Linked DNA regions of Homo sapiens: region 2 is linked to region 1. The links are chromatin loops, found by intact Hi-C in ENCODE. Cell type or tissue: GM12878. All regions are shown on one strand. Each heading gives the region's core, and the rest is flanking DNA. Links, peaks and the distances in the headings are about the cores only.

The links. Hi-C counts contacts between places; a loop is a spot of excess contacts. Peaks named below come from ENCODE experiments on the same cell type or tissue, not always from the same donor. Only the 100,000 strongest peaks of a DNase experiment are listed, where the experiment ranks them.
Region 2: a loop joins it to region 1, with 2.5 times the contacts of the local background. A loop is called at or near these places in 2 of 110 quality-filtered maps.

Annotation. Positions count from the first base shown.
Region 1 is chr3:172,313,597-172,321,929 of GRCh38, reverse strand. All of the region lies in intron 11 of FNDC3B (fibronectin type III domain containing 3B), which reads right to left. Among named protein-coding and RNA genes, the nearest start is that of GHSR, 130 kb to the left of the region's middle. RefSeq lists an enhancer at 6,346-7,244. In GM12878, for the core only: no CTCF peak of the experiment used is centred there; DNase peaks (open chromatin) are centred at 740 and 3,779; H3K27ac peaks cover 2,099 bases.
Region 2 is chr3:172,175,485-172,183,817 of GRCh38, reverse strand. All of the region lies in intron 3 of FNDC3B (fibronectin type III domain containing 3B), which reads right to left. It overlaps LOC124906304 (a long non-coding RNA gene), which reads right to left. Exons shown (of 2, transcript XR_007096169.1): 2 at 2,801-8,333. Among named protein-coding and RNA genes, the nearest start is that of FNDC3B, 140 kb to the right of the region's middle. RefSeq lists enhancers at 1,405-1,699, 3,665-3,959, 3,888-4,047. In GM12878, for the core only: no CTCF peak of the experiment used is centred there; DNase peaks (open chromatin) are centred at 1,338 and 3,827; H3K27ac peaks cover 2,930 bases.

The sequences.
Region 1 (8,333 bases), core at 300-8,299:
ATGTAATGTGCATGCTAGCATACAAAATAAATGTCTGGCTGGGCATGGTGGCTCACGCCTGTAATCCCGGCACTTTGGGAGGCCGAGGCGGGTGGATCACCTGAGGTCAGGAGTTTGAGACCAGCCTGGCCAATATGGTGAAACCCCATCTCTACTAAAAAAAATTTATAAAAAATAAATAAATAATAAACATAAAAAAATAAAAATACAAAAATACAATAATTAGCCGGGTGTGGTGGTGCATGCCTGTAATCCCAGCTACTCAGGAGGCTGAGGCAGGAGAATTGCTTGCACCCGGGAGGCAGACGCTGTAGTGAGCCGAGACTGTGCCACTGCACTCCAGCCTGGGCAACAGAGCAAGACCCTGTCTCAAAACAAAACAAAACAAAACAAAAACAAAAGCAAAATAAATGTGTAACATATGATGGGTCCTATTTTCTACATGCACTTAGTACATGCCTTTTCTTTCAAAGCCATCCACCAAAGTAAGGACCTCTCTGAATAATTTTAAAAGTTATTTTTGTATAAGCTAAAAATAGAACCAGACTCCTAGACGATAAAGATCAACCAAAATTGCCAATCAACAGCTATGCAGTTACTTCATCTTACAGAATCACATTTTAGATTGAAATAAGACTTTTAATAATGCTATCCCAAACTTAGAGAACTCTTGGGAGATTTTTAAATCCAGACACGCAATGGTCTCTAGGGGACAGTTTAGGTATGACATAGCCTAAAACCACAGGAGTCAACAAAGAAAAGAACATTTCAAAGGACTTCCTCATGTAACCAGCTTTCCACCTCTCTCTCTGGGTATCTGTTTACAAACATACAAGAGTTCCAGTGAAGAAACAAATTTACAGATGGTCTACCTACTTGAAAACTGGCAGCTAAGTATATAAAAAGTATTTGATTAAGATCATAAAATGCAACTAATATTTAGAGTATGTTTAAAAATATATTTGTTGTGTTGATTTGTAAAAGTGTGTAGTTGAAAGACTGAAAACAACAACAAAAGAACTTTTTCAAGTTAATTTTTCTTCTTTACTAACTTAGTATCCTCATAAAGCTTTCCTCAGTACTTGGGAAGATGAATCCTCTAAATGGGCTGGTTTCCCATTAAGGAACACAACTCATGGCTCATTCTATACATGTAACTCACACACATCCCAATTAATTCAGGCTACAGTGTTTTCCTGCCAGTGTAATTCTGTAGACTGTGGGGGCTGTGGCTGCCCTGACTAACATTTCTAATTACCCTGGCACTAACAACACTAGAAGTGGGTATTTCCAACACCGCTGGCACTAACAGATGAAGCTGGCTGATATTTTCAACTGCTTTTAAATTAATAGATTGGAAACGATACTTCCTGTTCCTCTTTATAACTGCTTCATTCCTGGCACAAGATTAAGAATGGCCAACACAAGGATGCTGGAATTCATGGTGAACTTTCTCCCTTTGGTCTTGTGACTTACTCCTCCTGATGTTTTCTTGATGTGTGGTATCTTTCCACTGTCCTCCTTCTCTTTCAGATTTTTTTGTTTTTTTTGAGTCAGAGTCTCACCCTGTCACCCAGGCTGGAGTGCAGTGGAATGATCTCGGCTCACCTCAACCTCCGCCTCCCAGGTTCAAGCGATTCTCCTGCCTCAGCCTCCCAAGCAACTGGGATTACAGGAGTGCGCCACCATGCCCGGCTAATTTTTGTATTTTTAGTAGAGACAGGGTTTCACCATGTTGGTCAGGCTGGTCTCAAACTCCTGACCTCAGGTGATCCACCTGCCTCGGCCTCCCAAAGTACTGGGGTTACAGGTGTCAGCCACTGAGCCCGGCCTCTTTCAGATTCTTCCACAGCCATGCCTGCTGCCTTCCTGAGCTGCTCTTACCAGGTTTGATGACTGTCTGCTAAATAAGTTCCATGAATTTGGTTATCAGTTGTCACGTGCTTGTGGCCCATGGCTGCTGAATCCAGACATGGGCTGAAGGATTCTGGGCTGGCCATTCTCTGTTAATAGTATAGTTCAACCTGTCAGAAACGGCAACAATACATAAAAAATAAAGTTGCACTGGCCAACTGAACTACGGCCAGACTCTAAGATTTAGTCTGCTAGAGTGTCTATATTTAGAAGCTGTTCCAGCACCGGCTGATCCTAGGCAACATCAAAGACCAATGTTGGCTTCAGAAATAAAAGAGCACGTATGTGTTCAGCATAACCATATATAAGAGGCTCCTAACAGGGAGGGAGGGACACTCTGCATTTGGGTGGACTCAGAAGTTCCTCGTGCCAAACCCCACTCTTCCCCCAGGGACGCCTCTTTCATTTTATTGCACGCTCTGGCACAGAGGATGTTTCAAAGGTAAGAAAAGTGGGTGGGATGATTTGTGGTTCCATGTTACCAAATAAACAGGGAGGCATTTTATCCCTCAGCACACTAGCTTTTCTGTAAGAGGGGAGGCTTGGCTGCCTGAAATAGCCAAGGATGATCACTAGGTCTTCTGGTTTAAACAAACACACAAAGAAAATTTTCCTATGTATTTCTCCAAATATTGAGGTTCATCTGTTTTCAAATGCTTTGAGAGGATCGATGTGTTAAGACTGTCTCAGGGAAGGGGGAGCAAGGGAGCCGAGGGCCTAATTTCAGAACAGACTGTTAGTACAATTTACAAATGAACCAAGGGATGGATGGGGTTGGTCCATCCACCTAGTGAAGGCCCAAGGCAGTCTTCTTCCAGCTCACGATGAGAAGCCATGACAAAGGCGAGTTGATAAATCAGGTGTCAGGAACCAAGAGGAGATTTATAATTTAGCCTCAGCAAGAAGCTCCACATCAAGTTTGCTTCCCAAACACACAACCTCATCATGTACACATGCGAGAAATGGTAAAAGAGAGAAGGCAGAGAATCTGCTACAGGTGTGTGGATCTCTGAGACTGAGGTCCCTAAAAGAGGGGGCTCCTTTTAATCATGAAGTGGCACCTAAAGATGCCTCTGAGTTATTCAATCCTTCCTGGCTTAGTTTCCTTCAATAGCAGCTATAGTGGGGCAGCAATTCTCTTGGCTTTCTGAAACAACCGTAAGACATGGCAGTGGGCACTCATGTGAAAGATGGTCTCTGATGGACAGAGCCAAAATGAACTTAGAACCCCACTTTCCAATCCCCACAGTTGCCAAGAATGACCAAAGTGCATGTGGGCCTGGGCAGGGGAATGAAAGCTGACCTTCCTGGCTTTTGTCATGAAACCAACCAACACACTGTCCACCCTAAGGCAGTGTGGCACCTTAGAGAGCTGGAGTCAAGCAAATTCTCAGGGGGCTCTCTTCATCCATGCTGTGGGACCTAGTTAATTACTGTGCTTGTAGCTGCTCCATTCCCTTCATTCTCAGAACAGTTGTTATCTAACCAGAAAAGGTTTGTGCAAATTCACTCAGAAGGATTATGAGAGATCATCCATATGAACTATTCAACACTTGAGCTAAGCAGGAGTCTGATTAATTGATCTCTTACTGATTATCTTCTACGGGGCCAACTCAATCCCTAAACAAGGCTCCTCCTGAATGATACAGAAGTCCAAGAAGCTGCAATCTGGGGCTGGCCACCTGCTTCAGGAGGTTTCTGTGACAGGACTGCTGGGCCTGCCTGGCCTGGCCTGACCTGCTAATGGCTCCCCAGGGGCATGGGTTCTACCGGCTGCTGGCCTTTTCTCCTCTCTCAACTTTTAATTATGCTTCCCCTGATTTCTGTGGCATCTGTTTCATTCTTAGTCCACTGTGTTTTACAGCTGTGTTGGCTCATTAGTCACCAGGGAAACCAAATGTGAACTTCCTTTTGGGCTAGCTGAGTCATGAGTAAGGAAGGTTTTTGGGAACTCCAGTAGTCACATTCCCACAAAGCTCTTTTTCTGGTTATTCTGTGTATCCAGATGTGAACTTCCTTTTGGGCTAGCTGGGTCACAAGTGAGGAAGGTTTTTGGGGACTCCAGTAGTCACATTCCCACAAAGTGCTTTTTCTGGTTATTCTGTGCCCTGCATGTCATGTCCAGAAGTTAGGCTAATAGCAAGTTAACATCCATCGATAGCACTAACATCAGTTTTTATTTAGTTCAAACAAGTGACATAAACCTCAGGGCTCTTGTTTAAGTTCCTGACAGAAGAATGTCATATTCCTTATACATGATTGTTCTAATTGTTGACTGTCCCTATCTCAGATCTTAGCATCTGCTTAGGTAAACTTATATCAACAATATGGAACAATCGTTACACTGAATCGGCTGTTGTCCAACTTATCTCATTCAGTCTTACGTACCCGTGAGATAACTGACACTGTTTTTCCAGTGGAAAGGCCGAGGCTAAGGCGTTAAATTACCTGCTTGGGGTATACCATGAGTAACTAGAAACTGTTATGGTTTGAATGTGTCCCCCATGTTTATGTGTTAGAAAATTAATCCCCGGCCGGGCGTGGTGGCTCACGCCTGTAATCCCAGCACTTTGGGAGGCCGAGGCAGGCGGATCACGAGGTCAGGAGATCGAGACCATGCTGGCTAACATGGTGAAACCCCGTCTCTATTAAAAATACAAAAAAATTAGCTGGGCGTGGTGGCAGGCGCCTGTAGTCCCAGTTACTCGGGAGGCTGAGGCAGGAGAAAGGCGTGAACCCGGGAGGCAGACGTTGCAGTGAGCTGAGATCGCACCACTGCACTCCAGCCTGGGCGACAGAGCAAGACTCTGTCTCAAAAAAAAAAAAGAAAAAAAGAAAAAGAAAATTAATCCCCAATGCAACATGTTGAGAGGTGGTCATTTTTTTTTCCTTGAAAAGGTGATTAGGTCACAAGGGCTCTATCCTCACAAATGCATTGCCATTTTGACAGGAGTGAGTTTGTTATCACAGGAGTGGGTTCCTGATAAAAAGACGAGTTTGGTTCCCTTCCCTCTCTCACGCTTGCGCTGTCTTGCCCTCCTGTCTTCTATTATGGGAGGACACAGCAAGAAGGCCCTTGCCAGATACAAGTCCTTGACCTTGAACTTCCCAGCTTGCAGAACTGTAAGAAATACATCTCTGTTCTTTATAAAGTAACCAGTCTCAGGTATTCTGTTACAGCAGCACAAAATGGATGAAGACAGAGACAAAGCTGAGACGATTAATTCAGGTTTCTTTAGATAAACATCATATCATTGATATATATCATCAATATGAATCCATGCCACATATTCATAGCAAGATCTTAGGTGACCTGTATTTGTTCTGACAGCTGCAGCAGCACCAGTTAGTGTTCTGTATGGTTCAAATTAAAACAATATCTTAAGGCAGAACTTAAAACAAGCCAACTTTGCATAAATACTTTCTTTATGTAACTAATTTTTTCTAAAATAAAAAGTTCTTATTTGCCCATTAAAATTCACTCCTTTACTCAAGTTTTCAAGAATAAGGCCAGATCACGATCTGTTTAGGAACATTAAAACAGACTGGGCAGACATTTATGAATGACTCAACCCAGAGGTTCCTAGTTTTTTTTTTCCTAAAAGCCCTTCCCTAACCTAGAGCCCTCTATATCCTCAATCCTTCTCCCATAGCTTCTTCTAGAGAAAAACTCCCACCTCTGCTAGATAGTGATATGTCATCAAGAAAAGAAGCAGGGCTGGGCATGGTGGCTCACACCTGTAATCCCAGCACTTTGGGAAACTGAGCTGGGTGATCACCTGAGGTCAGGAGTTGGAGACCATCCTGGCCAACATGGTGAAACATACTAAAAATATAAAAATTAGCTGGGTGTGGTGGCAGACGCCTGTAATCTCAGCTGCTCGAGTGGCCGAGGCAGGGGAATCGCTTGAACCTGAGAGACAGAGGTTGCAGTGAGCTGAGATTGTGCCGTTGCACTCCAGCCTGGGCAACAAGAGTAAAACTCCATCTCAAAAAAAAAAAAAAAAAAAAAAAAGAAGAAGAAAGAAGAAGGAAAAGAGAAGCAATGCAGGGTCAATGTAGCTTGGAAGGGTGCCCAAAAAAGATGGGCAGTCAAAGGGATTAGTGTGGGTGCGGCCAACGGGTATAGTGTCTCAAGCATGGTGTCCGCCTTCCCCCTCTCACTGACTCTCCATTGTGGAAAGAACCTATACCTTGAAAAATCTAGCATCTAGTCATTGTTTTGCTGTTAACCAAGCTCCTTTTTAGGAGCTTCTGATCTGCTTTCTGCTACCCATCAGAATGACAAGTGCTTGTAGATTAAAGTGTAAACACGGGGGCGGGGACACTGAAATAAAAATGTGATGTGACTCATCTAACGTTCAAGTGAAAAAGACTTGAAAATGACCTTCTGCCTTTCTGCTCCTAATGGGGTGTCTCCTGAAGGAGGAAAGCGGCTAAAAATCTACAAAAATGCGGGGTCAGTTATTAAACCCCATGGCTCTAAACACTAAAGCTCACGAGTCACCACAAGGGAACTTGGCAAGGAATGGCCACACCTTCTCAAGTAATAAAAACTGACCTGTTTCAGGTGAAAATCGAAACTGAAGGCCACAGCTGAAAAGCCAATGACACCTGTAAATTCCTTTTTTTTCTTTTCAGAGACAAGTCTCGCTCTGTCGCCCAGGCTGGAGCGCAGTGGTGCAATCTTGGCTCACTGCAACCTCTGCTTCCCGGGTTCTAGCAATTCTCCTGCCTCAGCCTCCCAAGTAGCTGGGACTATAGGCGCCCACTGTCATGCCCAGCTAATTTTTTGTATTTTAGTAGAGACGAGGTTTCACCGTGTTGCCCAGGCTGGTCTCGAACTCCTGAGCTCAGGCAATCCACCCGTCTGGGCCTCCCAAAGTGCTAGGATTACAGGCGTGAGCCACCGCGCCCGGCTGTAAATTCCGTTTTTAGCTGCTAATTACCATTTCATAGTCATAGTAACTTCTTGTATTGATTTAAAAATTAAGATGTTGTCTAGTTAGTTATTAATGGAGAAATAACAGGCAGTTAACCCTAGTATAGAACTATTAATGAGTAATTTCCAAGTGAATTCTATGCTACAGTGATGCAAAATTAATGACAGTGAATTTAAGAGAGGAGAGATGGTGGATCAGATTTCCCCTGTACTGTAATGCGTTTCTGTTTTCTGCTCCCCATTAGGGTTCCACCTGCCCTTGTACTTCAGAGCCCAGCATATAGTTAGCTGCTGATTAAGGTGGATCTTCCCATGAAGGTCAACTCGGCACAGCATTCCTAATCTCAGCAGAAATAAAGGCTGCTGCTCTTTTTCCATGCAAGTCTTTTTTTAAGAGGCTTGAAAGCTGGGCTTGATGCCCTGTCTTCTTGTTTAACCAACACTTTCAAAATTTTACTCTACTCATTTTATTGCAAAGGTGATTACAAACAACAAAAGACTAAAGTATTCTGGAACTCTAATCCATGCTGTTATACTGTAATAAAAATATGGGGCTGCAGGGGATACCTGGACATTAGTGGTTGCATATATGGAGATGAGGCAACCTCACCTCAAAGTCATGATTCTCAGACCAGGTGCCAGAGCAGAGACAGGGAAGAGTGCTATGCCTGAACACAACCTTCTTCAAGACTCTGAGCAGCACTGTCTCACTCTCAGGCAGTGATTTGTGTCTCTGTGCACCTCAAAAACTTTCTGCAATCTAAGTTTGTTTCTTCAGCCCCCTGGATGGCAGACAGGTTTATGGGTGTGTGGCTGGAGCAGATATCCTTGAAGAGGAGAGGAGGGGAGAGCTGTGGCTCTTAGAGAGGGGAGGGGTGGGGAAAGGGTGATTCCAGCAAAACATCCACTTCCCATTCTCCTGCCTCACTGCCTTCTATTAAGGCAGAGTCTGGAAACAGTCCTGGTACCAAAGAGATGCACCTGGCTGTAGAAACTACCAGCAGAAGGATTCAGAGGGATGGCCAGAGCCTTATGTGTTCACACTTCCTACAGACCAGATGCCGTTCTCCTGTTTCCTTCTTGAAGCTAAGGCCTGTATAGCATAGGAATGTGGGACCCAAAGACCAACCCAAGTGAGCTACTCTCAAGAGTGCTACTGATCCTCAACTTAGCTCTAAATTTAGAAACACAGACTGCCAGACTGTTCTGTCAGAAACTTCACTTCTGAAATGACAGGATGGGCAGGAATGAACTTGTTACTACTGCTTGAATTCTCATTGCCAGGAAACCCGATAGCACCATTTTTTCATCTTTATAAGGGGATGGGAAATGAGAGGGGTATAATACAAAGCAAAGAAGCTACTGGACAGAACAATTTGAGAAGCATATGGCAACGTGTTTTATTTGTGTCTGCTTAAAAGCACAAGAGGATAGGCGTACGTTTGCTTTTTCAGCTATCACAGCTATCACAGTTATC
Region 2 (8,333 bases), core at 275-8,274, 140 kb after region 1:
ATCAAATGATGGGATGTCAAACCTTCCATTTCCAGAGTGGAAGGGAAGCTACGTGAGAAAGGAAGAAAACACATCCCGCCTACAGTTTAATAATTTTATAATATAGTTGAATTTAATAATACTTCAACAGGTTATCTTAGTTAAGAAGAATAGACAAGGCATATAAACTGCTATGTAAGATTAGCAACACCTGGATAAGTGAAACCATGAAATGTCTCAGAAGACTGAAAGAAATGTAGTGTTACCTGAAGACAAAACGGATTGAATTTTCTTATAAAGCAAACCAGCAGTAAGACCAGTAAGCAACTTAACTGTGTTTCCAACAACAACCAGAAATGGGTTAAAATGATACACACATTCTGACACAGTTCCCTCTCTCAAGAGCCATACTGGACATAAAATTAAGTTAAGCAAATCATGTTAATGACACACAGCAAAAGAGGTATAAAATCAGAGTTTTTCATACATTTATAAAGTAGATGAGAAATGATAGGTTTTAGTACATGGTAAATATAAACCTCTGGAAGTGAAATTGGGAGCAAAAGGGTAATTTTCATTTCCTACTTTACTGGAAATTATAAATTTAAAATTTTTATAACCAATTGTGTTTTTAAATCATCAAACTTAAAAGCTGTCAGATTAAATTTCTGGCTCACTAATCAGAAAGTCTCACTTCATAAAAAACACAAAGAAGAACAAGGATGACCTGGATCTGTCCACACAAATTCTAAAGAGCAACTGCCCAGGGGCTCCTTATTTCTTATTTTTAGAAATTTCATGTCACAGAAGGTGAAAGCAATCTAGAAGACTCATCTTTTAGCTTGCTGTATCTTGCTTTGACTTGCCAAATAGACAACACAATCAGCTTTCCGTAATTTCTCTGCTGCTAGTGTGGCAAAAAGGTGAAGTTTCAGAGCTGAAAGCTTCGTGCCTACACTCAGAGTTCCTTTTACTCCCTTTTCTAAACTAATAAAACACTTCATCTCCATTTCTCATTCACACACCTCAAGTTCATTACATCCTGGTACCAAATTAAACAAATCCTATGATAAGAGAGCTGAAAATTTACTCATGTATCACTGCACTTTTACTTCTGTCGACACGAAAAACATGGAGGATACATTCAAAGTAGAGAAACTTCTTAAGATTCTATGTTGGAATTCCCTGCGTTTAACAGGTTCTTGCAGTCTGGACTTGACTGCAGCAGAGAAGCACTGCTGGATTGAGTATTACACCCAATACAAATCACATCTTGCCCACTCACCTAGCAAATGCCTCCAGCAAAAGTGTATCTACCACAACACCACTGCCCTGTCAGAGCGGACAACCAAAATAGACACATAACCTGTAAGGTCCTGATCATCAGTTCTTACACATCAGGAAGACCCCAGGAAACTCCCAGCTCCAGGAAGTTCTGTTGGTGTCTAGCATACCACATTCACAAGGCTGGCCACTTACGACTCAACCTTCAGCCCTGGCTCTCCAGCTGCTAATGTGAGAAGACCCCGGACAGCCACCAGCCTGACTCATGCTTCCTCCTGACCTCCGTGTTCTCTATCCTTCCTGTGACCACGCCAGCTCCTAGAATTGTTCTCCTCCACTGAGCCCAGCCTTCACTTGCTGCTTCTCATCCTGCTGACAAAGGATTTCTCCCAACTTACCTTGCTGATTCTGGTAGGACAATAGGAAGTCACCCCCACAAGTGCAAAAACAACTCAATGCTGATGTCCTGGGCATAGCAGTCACTGCTGTTGACAAGGTAACACATACTAAAAGCCTATTACTCAGTGCAGCATCCCAAGATGCTTGGTAATGCAACAGGCCTGCTTTGCATCATTCTCAGGCCAAAGTAAGGAAAAAGCAATAACGTACATCCTTCATTTGTCAAGCAGTCTGGGAAACACTGAGACTACATAATGAAATCCACTCAGTGAGTGAGCAGCAGTCTGTGCTCCCACTGAAAATCTTTTTTTTTTTTTTTTTTTTTTTTGAGATGGAGTCTTGCTCTGTCACCAGGCTGGAGTGCAGTGGCGTGATCTCGGCTCACTGCAACCTCTGCTTCCTGGGTTCAAGCAATTCTCCAGCCTCAGCCTCCCAAGTAGCTGGCACTACAGGTGTGTGCCACCACACCTAGCTAATTTTTGTATTTTTAGTAGAGATGGGGTTTCACCATGTTGGTCAGGCAGGTCTCAATCTTGTGACCTCGTGATATGCCCACCTAGGCTTCCCAAAGTGCCGGGATTACAGGCATGAGCCACCACGCCTGGCTTCCCACTGAAAATCTTAATTACTTCCCTCCTCCTTAGTTTAAGGGAAATCAGGAGAGAAAGGCTGTCTTTGAAGAAGACGGGCCAACATTCTACTTGACCACAAGACAGTAAATTCTAAAGGTGTTTTTTTTTGTTTTTTTTTTTTTTTTTTTGGAGACAGAGTCTCACTCTGGCACCCAGCTCTGGAGTACAGTGGTGTAATCATAGCTCACTGCACCCTTGACTTCCCAGGTTCCAGTGATCCTCCCACCTCAGCCTCCTGAGTAGCTGGGACCACACGCCACCACACCCAGCCAATTTTTGTATTTTTGGTAGAGACAGGGTTTCATCGTGGTATCCAGGCTGGTCTCGAACTGCTGGGCTCAAGAGATCCATCCACCTGCCTCGGCCTCCCAAAGTACAGGGATTACAGGCATGAGCCACCACACCAGGCTGTCATCTTAGAATATATCTACTTAGAATGCCTATATCATTTCCAATATTATTTCCAGGGCTTATTCTAATAGAGGTTCAAAATCAGTTAGAGATTATTAAGAAAGCCAGCTTCTCTCAAGTCTAAGAAGTAAATATCACCTTTATATATAATGTCTCCCCCCATTATATTTTTTTGCCCCAACCTAAACAATAGCCTCCAAATGATACCAATTTTTCCCGCTTCTGAGGAGACTGAAACAGGATCTACAAGATCACACCCACCTCTAAGATACTAAGAATCTGAAAGTAATGCCAGCTTTAGAACTGGTTCCACAAATCCAGGCATATTTTATAACCATTCTATGGGCTCTTTCCTATATGGGCATCTTTCTTCTCAAAACTGTTCCAATGACTGTCTGCCCATTTCTGTACTGGCACAACTAGAGTTCCACACTCCGGATCAAACCCGCTAGCTAACTTTGACCTCTCCCACATCCCTCATATCTAATCAGTTGCCAAAATCTGTCTGCTCTGCCTCCTTAGATACATTCTCTTCTCTCCATTCCCACAACTAACACAGGACTTTGTATAAAAGAAGGATGCAAGTATTTGTTTCATGAGTGAATAAACTAGATGATCACAATTTATCCTGAGAAGTTTCATTTATAAACACACACACAGCATGACCCCTGCCTTGAGGGAACCATGGGTTCTATCTAAAGACCACAGTGCATACTTAGAGGAGAATCATTCATGTTCTCAAACAGTAGTGAGCCTGGGGATCACTTAGGGGCTTATTAAAATGCAGAGCCCAGAGCCTTACTTCCAGAGACTCCCCCTCAACAGGTCTGCAAGGGGCCCAGGATTCTGCATTTTTACTAAGCACTCAGGAGATCCACAGTCCACATCTGACAGATTCCAGCTGGAAGGACAGCAGAAGCATGGCTCGACCCAAGGGAAAACACTGTGCACACCCACTTCTCTGGTGTATTTCAGAAAATACACTTGCTTTGCCAGTGACCCCACTAAGTCCAAGGTACATGTGCAATCAAAATACGCAAACATGAAGAGAAGAAGAGAAATGTTTGTATGAGTCATTAGGTCAGAGTGAGGCTTGGTCAGGGTCACAGAAAATTATGATTGACAACTGTGAAATGTAAAAACCCCAAAGAGGTCATTCAGCCACACCCCTCATCAGAGAGATGAAGAAACGAAACTAAGGCCCAGTAAAATTACCTGTTTACACTCTTTTTTTTTTTTTTTTTTTTTTTTTTTGGAGACAGGGCCTCACTCTGTTGCCTGGGCTGGAGTGCAGTGATGTCATCTGGGCTCAAATGATCCTCCTACCTCAGCATCCCAAGTAGCTCAGTCTACAGGCAGTCGCCACCATGCCCAGCTAACTTTTTGTATTTTTTGTAGAGACGGAGTCTTGCCATGTTGCCCAGGCTAACATCAAACTCCTGGGCTCAAGTGGTCCTCCCACCTTAACTTATCGAAGTATTGGAATTACAGCCGGGAGCCACCATGCTCAGCTTCAACTTTTACAGTTGGGGTGGAGGTCGGAGGTGGTGGGGGAGGGGATACAGTGGGGGAGGGAGGAAGTTTGTGTGTGTTGTAGACAGTGAAGTTGTGGCTCAAAGCCCAGGTGTCCCAGCTCATACCATATATCCTGAACATACAAAATTAATGTTTTGCTTTTAATATGAATGTTTTATTCACCTTAATTTCTACATTCTACATTTACCTTGAGCATAATAGTTATAAACAGGCCCGGCCAGGCACGGCAGCTCAAACCTGTAATCTCAGCACTTTGGGAGGCCAAGGCGGGCAGATCACCTGAGGTCAGGAGTTCGAGACCAGCCTGGCCAACATGGTGAAAACCCGTCTCTACTAAAAATACAAACATTAGCCAGGCATGGTGGCGCGTGCCTGTAATCCCAGCTATTCGGGAGGCTGAGGCAGGAGAATCGCTTGAACCTGGGAGGCGGACTTTGCAGTGGGCTAAGATTGCACCACCGCACTCCAGCCTGGGCAATAAAGCAAGACTCTGTCCCTAAATAAATGAACAAATAAATAAATAAATAAGATAAAGGGGCCCTATGGCCTACTAACCTCTATGGAATAGCAAAAGAGAGTAAACCTTTTCAAAACCATAATTTAAAGACAAACCAATTTTCTAGTCAATATGGTATTCATATTTAATCACAAGGCAGAAATATGAAAATCAAAAATACTAGAGCTTACCCCCTGGGTATGTGGAGGCGCTGAAGGGGGTAGTGTGGAAGAAAAAGACCCTGAAGCTCTCAGAATGTGGCACAGGCTTTTTACCCATAAACTATATTATCCTTCTTTCAATTTTCCCTATCTATGAAATTCTATTATAACTTGCACTTTTATCACCTTTACCATCACTCCCTCCACATATATTTGGTCTCAAGACATAATAAAATCTCAAGAATGTGGGGTCCCAGGGATGCCCCGGCTGAGTGTCCACATGTGTCCAGCTCTTTCGCTTTTCCCTCCTCCCATCTTTTCCTGCTACCCCCATAGCTACAGCCCTAAACCAATGCCAAGCTTTAAAGTCCCTTCACTTACCAGTCTGAGTGTCTTACAATATGGAAAGAAAAAGCATAAGTATTGATTTGAAAAGTCTTGTGAAAAGTTTACAGGCAATGTTAAGTAAAACATGTGATCTTCTCTTCTCACTCTTGCTTGACAAAGTCAATATATGAGCTCTCGGTGACAGCAACCAGCTTGCTACAAATGTCTCCTAGGCCTTAAATTTACATAGTAGTGTATCATGCCTAATGGGTTTGCTGGGGTTTGGGCTAATGTCCACAGGTCAGCATCCTTTAGCCCACAGCTGGAGTGACACTTTAGCCTCTGCCTGCCTCTCCTCCCTTAACCTCTATTCCCTGATGACTGTGGCCATCAGCACTAGGCAATTCAGAGTGCATGGAGGCTGAGAGCTTGGGCTTCAGACCCAGACAGGCCAGTGTTCAATTTCTGCTCCTTCCACAACCAGTTGTATGGTCCTAAGAAAGTTCCTTTCTAAATGTGGTACACAGACACCATGGAATACTATGCAGCCACAAAAAGAAATGAGATCACGTCCTCTGCAGGGACATGGATGAAGCTGGAAGCATCATCCTCAGCAAACTAACAGAGGAACAGACAACCGAACACTGCATGTTCTCACTCATAAGTGGGAGTTGAACAATGAGAACACAAGGACACAGGGAGGGGAACAACACACACTGGGGCCTGTCAGGGACAGGGGTGAGGGGAGGGAGAGCATCAGGACAAATAACTAATGCATGCAGGGCTTAATACCTAGGCGATGGGTTAAGGTGCAGCAAACCACCATAGTACACATTTACCTATGTAATAAACCTGCACGTTCTGCACATGTATCCTGGAACTTAAAGTAAAATTTTATAAAAGAAAAGAAAAAGTTCCTTTCTAAGCTTCAATTTGCCCCTGTGCAAAAAAAAAAAAAAAAAAAAAGATGGTGGTAAAAATGATTCCTTCCTCAGAGCTATTTGGTAAATTTTATCATATAAGGAAATTAAATATAATACAGTATAAGCTTTCAAGACATGAATCTTTCCATCTCTATCTCCAAGACAGATGTTTGAGAATCCCTTCACTTAGTTACAATGTGGCCCACTCTGATTGAGCTACCACATTCATACTCACCTTCTATCAAAAAGCAAAGTTTTACAACTACAAACTCAGACTCCAAAAAAGTTGCAACTTCTATCTAAGCAGCTCTAACGTAATGGGTAAAAGAAGTGCCCAAGGAGTCTGTTAAAATGTAGATTCTGACATCTTTGTCTTCAGAGATCTTGATTCAGTAGACCTGGCATTAGGCCCAGGAATCCGAATACTTAACAGTAACAAAGATTCTTTTTGGTCAGCCAAACTTCAGTTAGGGTTCTGTATCTTCCGCTAGGCCCATATGTGTATTTCCTTGTAGAATCTGGTTTTAGCAAAGAATCCTGTTAAGTCAGTTTCAGAACCCTCCATCCTCAATTTCTGATCATCTCCAATATCTGATCAAGTTCCTCATCCTCCACCATCTCCCCAGGTAATGTCTCAACACCCTGGCCTGTCTTCACCAAGAATCTTATTAGGGCAATTGAGTCAGAAGCCCCCTTACCCCTTAGGTTTTGTCTTAGTAATTTTCCATCCACTGATCCCCACACTGCTCCTTGGCTATAAATTCCCACTTGCCCATGATGATGTATTCAGAATTGAGCCTATTCTCTCTCCCCCACTGCAAGACCCTATTGCAGTGGTCCCTATAGCTATTACAAGGGCCCTGAGTAAAGTCTTCCTCACTGTGCTTCATTCAACAAATATCACAGAATAATTTTTTCTTTAACAAGCACTCCAGACTATTCAAAAAAGTAATAACAGACATCATTTAAACACTAAGCTACAGTTTCAGATGAATTCAGGGTTCCTACAGCACTTTCCAACTGCAAAGCACTCTCACATTATCTCATTCGACCATTGTCATCCCAGGAAGAACTCTAAAGGGATGTTCCCTAATCCTCTGTAATTGCCCACCCCTTCCTCTTCCTGTACATGAAATCTGCAGTTGTAGCAGGAACTAAATTTCCTAACTCAATTCAGAGATTATTTTTATTTGGCTATGGCAAGGAAACTAACAAAAATACTTTATGAATCCAAAGAATGATCTGAGATAGTCCATGGAAGGTTAACTATCAAAACTTTAAATGGAAATCTCACTAGAAACTACCAGGCTCACTCAGAATTCTTGTGTCCTCTTGCAGTTTTTCAGACTTGTTATTACTATACTCGTCTCTCTTAGCTCCACTTCTTTAAAATTTGCTGGTTGTAATCTCATTTGGGCTTAGAAACCAAAAGCTTTAGTGGAACTACTAAAAGATTAAGCAACACCAGGCTCTGGCAAGGGAATGAAGGGCTCTTCTATTAATTCAATCAATGCATGCGTACTTCAGAGTTGGTTTATAGGAAATCCAACTAATCAAAGGCCTTTTCAACCCATTACCTGGCTTGGAACTGGTTTGGGAATGGAACACAGGATTTTATTGCTCTAACCAATATTTTAGCCAAGTGGGGCTTGCACACCTATGCTGAGCTTTCACCTGATGGGGTAAATTTATATTCTGTGTAGACATATAATAGAAAAGGAACAAAAATAGGCTTATAAAACATTCTATAGATAAAACTGTTTGTTACAGGTAAGTTTTCATTTCCATCCACATAGTGCAAACAAAAAATATTAGGGCAGATTTTTCACATCTGTACTACTGTGATCCCCTCCCCAGGAAAAACAATGTCTTCTGGGGAGACCCTTCACACTTCTCCAACGCGGTACAAGGTTCTCACTTACTATGGTAATCATGTGTTTACATATCGGCTTTAGATTTAGGGTTTTCTGTGTGGTTGTCTGTGTAAATTCTGCTTCTAGATTTTACTTAAACCCCTTTAAGGGCAGAATCTACATCAAATTCATTTTCGTATCTCTAAGAATATTCAAAACATAAAAAGAACTCAAGAAATTAAATATTTGCTAAATGAAGAACTATTTGAGGTTCTTCAGCTACACATACTCTAAATGGCCCCTTTCTAAGAATTTGCCTTTCAGCAATGGGG